Linked DNA regions of Homo sapiens: region 1 is linked to region 2. Evidence: chromatin contacts called from ENCODE Hi-C or POLR2A ChIA-PET data. All regions are on one chromosome and are shown on one strand. The core of a region is the stretch at or near the end of the contact, and the rest is flanking DNA. Distances in the headings are between cores, read along the strand shown. Region 1 holds the start of MID1 (midline 1). Region 2 overlaps MID1 (midline 1).

Region 1 (3,942 bases), core at 1,256-3,755, 71 kb before region 2:
TTTTTTGTAGAGACAGCATTTCACCATGTTGCCCAGGCTGGTCTCAAACTCCTGAGCTCAAGCGATCATCCGCCCTCCTCGGCCTTCAAAAGTTCTAGGATTACAGGTGTGAGCCACCTCACCGGGCCTCACTGTTTCTAATAGGTGGATCAAATCCTCACTCAATGAACATTCTCCAAAGGACCATTTATTTCATTCAGAATTTTAAACATTTCCATTTGTTTATTTGTAAATGAAAAAGACTTTGTGTATCCCCACCTTTCATTTTTTTTAGAGGTTTTCTGAAACATGGAGGCAGCATATTTTATGGCACTGTGTTAGTTCAGGCTGCTATAACAAAATACTGTACCTTAGACTGGGTCATTTATAAACAACAGACAATTATTTCTCGTAGTTCTGGAGGCAGGTAAATCCAAGATCAAGGTGCCAGCAGATTTGGTGTCTGGCGAGGGCTCTCTGCTTCATCAGTGGCTCCTTGTTGCTGTGTCCTCACATGGCAGAAGGGGCAAATAGGCTCTCTGAAACCTCTTTTATAAGGGTATTTTGCTTTAAGGGCATAGAAGATGGAAGGGATTAATTTTTCTTGGGGCATTTGGGGAAATCACGAATGAGTGGTGACATTTGAGATTGTTGGATAGTTGGTGAGTGAGTCAAAGGAGAATAAAAATGGAAGGAACATTAAAAGGGCTCAGTCCTTGAGAGAGGAAATCCCAGCTCATATTTACCTTTGAGGTGATGAAAGCAGAAGGCAGACGCAGTTGTAGCTTCTACTGAAGGTGATAAACAGATGTGCCATGGGATTAAGCTCCAGTATTTAATGGCAGGAGCCCTGGGTAGCTTCCTGTGTCCTGTGGCTGGGGCATACCTAGGGCTGGGATAGACGCAATATTTCTCAAAGTAAATCAGAGTCCTTTGTCAGTGGGATAAAATGCTGATTCTCAGGCTCCTCAGCAAACCTACTGAATCAGATTATTTTGGTGCAGGGGCCTGGAGATTTGCATTTTTAACAATCTCCCCAGAGGTTTCCTTGCACCCTCAAGTTTAAGAACCACCCTTTCAAAGCGTGATTTCATCACCCAGGAGACATTTGGTAATGTCTGGAGACATTATTGGTCATCACGATTGTGGGGGTGCTACTGGCATCTAGTGTGCAGAATCCAGGGATGCTGCTACACATCTTACAGTGCACAGGACAGCCCTCACGACAAAGAATTATCCTGCCCAAAATGTCAATAGTGCTGAGATTGAGAAATCCTGAACTCCATCATATGAAGGGCTCTCAAGGAAAAGTACAAGAAGTGGACTGAAGTCAGTTTGTGTCACTAGGTGGCTCCTTAGGCTACTCAGGCAGGGGGCTAGCGTTATGGGCTTCCAGGCCCAGTTATCGGACCACCAAATTTTCACAGAACTGGGCAGAGCTCACATGTATTGAACCCATGCAGCTGACACTCCTGAAGCCACCAATGCATTATTTGCTAAGTAATTTTTTTTCCTCTGATACCAACACATTTAAAATCTTTATTGAATTATCGTCACAAAATTGCGGTCATTTCTTGGGGGAAAATATGCCATTAGTTCTACACAAAGTACTCTTTGCTCAACTTGCACTTTCTTGAAATCCAGAAGGTAGATTTACATTAAAATCATGTTGGCTAAGAGTTGAAAAAAGTTATTGCTTATATGGAGTTAAGAAAGCAAACTTTGGAAATTTTTTTTGGTCTGAGTTTGTTTCTAAGAAGCCAACTACTTCTCCAGCTCTCCTGCAATCCTGCCAAGGTGATGTCCAGCTTGTCCCTGTTAATAAGTTCAACAGATCAACCCTGTAGGGAAGCCAAACCATAGAGAAAGGTGGATGCACTAAATTTTTTTTTTTCTGAACAAAATGTCAGTGTGTATTGTTCTATGACAATAGTGTTATTTGAAATTATGCCTCGGGCCTTCAGTAGGTAAAGATTCTTGTTCATTTGCTGCATTTCAAAAAAATTGTGTGCACGTTCCCATTAAGATTTATTTTTCTTAAATTGAATATACAGTTAATCTATATGCAGATGAGGTAGGTAACACCCTCCTTTCTGGATTGTTCGTTTTAGTTAAGGTGTTACTCATAACAATTTGGTTTCCTTTCCAGTCTTTTGCAAAAGTAGGGCTTCAGTGCAAGATATCCTTTTAAAAATACCCTTGGGTCCTGAGTGTTGAACTTTTCTGGCTGAAATAATTTTGCACCTTCCAAATGTTTTAATGCTGTTAGGGAGCTCTTAAAATGCAAGGATTTAAGGCCCTTAGCTAGTTAAGCTTTTAGCAGAACTAGAGCTGTTAGATAAGAATAGAACTCATCCTTTACTTTTGGAGCTTTGGACATTGTTTCCAGCTGCTTCCAGTCATTTGAATCCCGAAAGCGCCCCTAATCCTCGCGGAGGCAGCCTTTCTGGCTCCCAGGACCCACCCCCTTGCTTCTGATTGGCGAAGCTCCTCCGCGGCCCAAGCCAGCCACCTACAACGTCTCTGAGAACTGATTTGAAATAAGAGCCAGGCGGTCCTCGCTTCCCTGCGACCGACTTTTCATAGGCTGGGGGAGAAAAGGTTGAGAAACTTGACATTGTCTCGAGCAGAGTGCGTGTAGCAACAGATCAAAGAAAAAGAGGACGAAAACGTGCTCTTTGCTGCCCGTAGATTTCGCCGGGTTGCTTTTGTCTTGCGGGCTCCTGTCGGGTTCGGTGTTTCCGCTCTGAAGACTGCGACGCGGGCTCCGATGCAGCTCGCTCCCTGCCGGATGGGTCATGGGATTCTAAACATGAGGCAGGTAAGCTCAGGCGGTTGCGCTGGCGGCGGAGGGGGCGGGCGCCGCCCGGGACCCCTGCGACGTGTTACTGCGGAGAGCTTGCTGGGTTAGCAGGCGCCTGGCCGTAGTCGATGCGTTTGGCGGAAAGACGGGGCTGCATTTTCCTAAGACAACCAAAGAAGCACATTTTACCTGAGCCACCCCGGTCTGGTCCTCGCCACCCGCCCCCACTTTTGCCTCTAATTGTGGTTGATGTCAGGCAGTCGTTGTAAAGGGCTTACAAGCAGTTTGTAGAATATATGTAAATCAATTCCAGTTTGCGGCCGCTGGAATGTATCGTGCAGGATGTATCTCGAGCTTTTAGTGCCTCTACCCTATGCTTTGGGCTAGAATAAAGACAGCTGAATGTCCTGAAAAAGAATTTCACGGGGCCTCTTATCTCATTTTGGTTTCGCATTCTGAGCACTTACTGTGTTTCTGGCGGAGAAGGCGGAACCAGCTTGAAATGAGCACAGACAGTCCTTCCAGAAAAATGCAAATTTGTTTTTCTGTTCTAGCAGTTTGGAAACTGTATTGCTTCTGGACGTGAGAAGGCAGCCCTGAAAGTAGTGAGCGGAGAAAGGGCTGGGGGATTACTTAAATGAGTCTTTGAAAAGAATTCTAAACCAACAGCTTCTTCTGTGGCTCTGGGGCATGATGATAAAATTCCTTATCAGTCCAGGAAGAGGTTTATAGCTTTGCTGTTAAGCAAGAAAAGGAAAGAAAAAGTGGATGTAGGAAGCCAAGGAGAGGGTGTGATTTACAACTCAATCAAAGTTATGGAAGAATTTTATGTCAATATTTAAATATCAAGAACAATACTCATATAAGGAGAAAACAAGGCTGGAAAAACATGCCAATAGGCTTGGAAGGGCAGGGATTTCAAGAGGAATGCTATTGCTTTTACCAGCTCTGAATAAATCTGGATGGGAAAGTTAGCATCTGTATCGCAACCGGAAAAGCTCTTCACTTTTTCTTCTAAGTGGGTTGGGTGCTCGCCACCCTGCACACTTTGGGGGAAGTGAGCTTTCCATTTAAGAGCGCAGGGGAGGGGTTTCGAACTTTCTGTCCCTTTCCCACAGCCTTGGGAGATGAAGCAGAGCCCCCTTCGAATGGTCAGCGCA
Region 2 (3,811 bases), core at 1,087-3,586:
AAAATGTAAAAATAAACCTACTTTGGGCATAAGTCTTCCCTCCCCAATAGTGTTTCAATTTCTCAAGCCCAGTGGCTGTATTTTGTGTTCTTTTATATCTGATTACTCATTTTTCAACAATAAGAGCATTCTGAAAAGCTACAAGGTATTTTATCAGTAGTAAATAGTTGTTGAAACCAGTTGAAAAAGGCTGTAATGATTTAATTAGATTACAGTCTGTATTGTGTAGGTAGAAGTTGCCCATCAGATTAAAAAAAAAGGAAAATCCTAGCCCACCAGCCATTCTTTCAAATTTTAAATACATAGTCAAGCAAAATAATGCCTTTCAGGTCTCTGCACACCTTTCTGAATCTACAAGTTTCTTCTCAATGATTTCTTTCAAGAAAGTCTTATAAAGAGACCATTTGAATTTTTAAAACTTTAATTCAGGCAGCAGTGATCAAATATTTGTGATTCACAAAGGATAGGATAAAATAATACCATGTACATATACAATCGGCCCTCCGTATCTGTGGATTTCACATCTGTGTATTCTACCACCCGAGGACTGAAAATATTCAAAAACAATAAATGGTTACATTTGTTTGTACTGAACATGTATAGACTTTTAAAAAATCTCTAAACAATACAATGTAACAACTATTTACTAAGCTTTTACATTGTATTAGGTATTATAATTAATCTAGAGATAAAGTATATGGGAGGATATACATAGGTTATATGCAAATACTATGCCATTTTATATAAGGGACCTGAGCATCTGTGGATTTTGGTATTCATAGGGGTCCTGGAACGAATCCCCTACAGGTACCTCGGGACGACTGTATATATTTTGTGTGTGTGTATTTTCTTCCCTATTGCCTCAGAATAGAGTTTAATTCCACTTTGAGACAGGATGGTAAGGTATCATGAGGACCATAGGGTAAACTTAGCAATATACAATTGCTTAGTTTTCGAAACTTGGGAGAGGAAGGGGCTGCCACTGGCGCACAATGGGTCAAGGCCACGGATGCTGCTAAACATCCTGAATGCACAGAACAGCCCCCCAGACAGATAGTCATCCAGCCCCAAATGTCATTGGTGCCAAAGCGGAGATACCCTGAGTCGAAGCAAAGCATCTTTGTTAATGACATAAGAGAAATGCTCAGTTTTACTCTTACAGACATTTACTTGTTTGTGTGACCCCTAAACCAAATCTACTTTGAGATGTAGAGAGCTGAGACATTGCAGAACTCCCCTCCCGCCATCTGCAGATGCCCTGAGTGGCAGCCTGGCAGCCTGGCAGCCTGGAAGCAGCCCCAGAGTTCTTTGCACAGCGGGCTTCTCTCACCCATGCCCCCAGCCCAACTCTGAGCAGTCTGGGCCCGCACATGCCAGCCTTCAGGCTGTTTCAACAGTATTTAAACCTCCAAAGGCTTATGAAATATTCTTTAATCCCTTCCCAAAACATGATTTAGGTGTATTTGATATTATCTGCTATCCCCTAGATTTCCTAGTGTTTGCAGCTTATTTTCAGGACTACCTTCCAGGTGTAGCCGTCTGTGTCAGAGACAGGAGAGCCTGAGGCTTTCCTCCAAGTGGGGAGTCTGCAGAGAACAGGCTGGCAGCTGAGACTTTCGCCCAAATGGCTTATATTTGATGTATAATAGTTTTAATTGTGATATTATTAAAAGTGAATTATTTCCATAGATCAAAAGTTAACTCATTAAATCTGTTAGTCTATTTTAAGTTGGTCTTCCAAAGGAACCATTTATATTTATATAGCATTGCGTCTTTATCCTTGCAAAACTGTGGATTCTAAACTCCTCAAGTCAGAGACTTGGAATAGCATAAATCAGATGTGAGTCTTCATTGCTGAGGCTGAATTTATTCAGTCATAATTTCCAAGCATTTGTTCCTGCTGGAAGGTACTACTTATTTCACAAGAAGTTCATGTCATGAAAGCGCTGAGCTCGAAGGGCCATCACGCATATCTAGTCCAGTGGTTCTCAACCTGGCTGCACAGGGATTACCTTGGGCAGAAGCCCAGCCCAATGGGACAAGATCTTCTGGGGTGCAGCTCAGGCATTGGGGTTTCCCCAAAACTACCCCAAGTGATTCTAATGTGCAAACTTGGTGGAAAAAGTTTATTCTTTTCCAATTCCTCAGTTACAATGAGTAAACTGAGGGTCAGATTAATTCATAAAGGCAGAAGTCAGCAAACACCGTAAAGGACTAGCTACTAAATCTTTCTGGCATTGCAGGCCATATGGTTTCTGTGGGAACTGCTCAAAAGCAGCCATAGGCAATTCAGAAACAAATGGATGTGGCAGGCTGCCAATGAAGCTCTATAAAAATAGGTGACTGGCCGGATTTGGCCCATGGGCCATAGTTTGCCAACCTCTGGTTTAGATCTCACAGTTGGTTAGTAGAAACCCATATGCTAGGCCACAGATAGACTAACCTTCAACAAGTGATCTTCCTTCTACTAGATGCAGTTTTCCTGTTTGAAGCAGTGTCTATAACATACCCAACTTCTGTAGAGGTTAAATAATAATTATCTTTATGTAAGTTAAGGCAAATATCTTAGCATAGGTACTCATAGTCTAGAGCGCAGAAATTTTCATTATCTGTGTCTTTATGAGAGGTCTGCATTTTGATGGTATTTACCAAATTTAAAGTAATAATCACAGTATATGTGTTTTACTAAAGTAATAACCCAGACAATAATATTCCTATCCAAGAAATTTTTTCAGCTAGAAAGTCAGAAAATGAGACAGCGTGATCAGACCACCAAAGCAAGCAAGAAAAAAAAATCAGCTAAGAAAAATGGAGATCTGATTTTCTTTTCACCCAGTAAAGGAATCAGTTGAAAATCTCTTAATTCTTCCTTACTGTGCTGATGACTCATGGGGAGATACTTTATCTCAGATTTCTTTTGAATACATCTGAGTAAATTTGAATATGAATTATATCTAATAGCTAGAGATGCTTCCTACGAGTCCTTGGGAAACAGCATGGACTAAGGCTGAAGAAGTGGAAAGAAAGCCATCACAATTAATGTGGAGAGTTATGTGTTTGGTACTTATGAAACTTTGGGTATTTTTCACTGTTTGTATAGCCTTTCTTCCAAAGTACACTCATAAAAATAGGGTTCCTGAAATGTTAAAAAGCCACTGGATCTGGTCATTTTCCTTGGAGATTAATTTATCTCTATTTGGCAATTACTTCGTATCTATGTTTTTCAGAGAAAGTCACTCTACCTCTTCCCTTTTTTATCTAAATAACACATTCAATAAAAGTGCTTCATGTCCTGAAAAAACAAAACTGTCTTATTTACGATTATAAAATGGTGTTCAATCAATGATTTCCCTGAGGGGATAAACACTAGAGATGGAAAAACAAAATCAATTTGTTTTTCACAAATTGACATCCCTCTGTATGATGCCATCATTGAACTGAAGTTATTGAAAGGGGCCTTATAGAGAGGGCACCATAGAGGGAAATCATAGAGAATAACATCATAGAGAGGGGTATCATAGAGATAATAACTGCATGGAGAGGAGCCTCATGGAGAGGGAGCTTTGAGAGGGGACATGGAACACACAGTGGTAGATTAAAATAATCCAGTAATCAATTTGGCCACATAAATAATAGTGATCATAATTTATGAGGGCTTCCCATACTAATTAAAATATGCATAATAACAACAGTTCATTTTCATAATTGTACACTTAAGTCATGCTATTTTTTCTCTTTTTGCCTAGTTCTATGGTATGTGTGATCATGGCCTTACAACTTTTAGAAGGTACTGGCAAATGTGGTTGCAGTG

What was found. Hi-C counts contacts between places; a loop is a spot of excess contacts on that map. ChIA-PET counts read pairs that join two places held with the same protein, here RNA polymerase II (POLR2A). Pooled maps may share reads with other maps.
Region 1: a loop to region 2 is called in a map of heart right ventricle, with 4 times the contacts of the local background. The contact joins the promoter of MID1 here to the enhancer-like site in region 2. A Hi-C loop is called at or near these places in 2 of 168 maps with a recorded cell type or tissue (endothelial cell of umbilical vein and heart right ventricle) and 1 of 50 pooled maps. POLR2A ChIA-PET finds 5 or more read pairs at or near these places in 4 of 52 experiments (A549, A673, AG04450 and 1 more).

The regions. Positions count from the first base shown.
Region 1 is chrX:10,619,148-10,623,089 of GRCh38, reverse strand. It overlaps MID1 (midline 1), which reads left to right and starts at 2,505. Exons shown (of 10, transcript NM_000381.4): 1 at 2,505-2,800. LOC124905245 (a long non-coding RNA gene) reads right to left here and starts at 3,389. Exons shown (of 2, transcript XR_007068391.1): 1 at 3,250-3,389; 2 at 166-2,943.
Region 2 is chrX:10,547,981-10,551,791 of GRCh38, reverse strand. All of the region lies in intron 2 of MID1 (midline 1), which reads left to right. Among named protein-coding and RNA genes, the nearest start is that of MID1, 71 kb to the left of the region's middle. Within about 2 kb of position 2,336, at least 2 of the 41 ENCODE cell types and tissues checked have a DNase peak (open chromatin) inside an H3K27ac peak, as active enhancers do.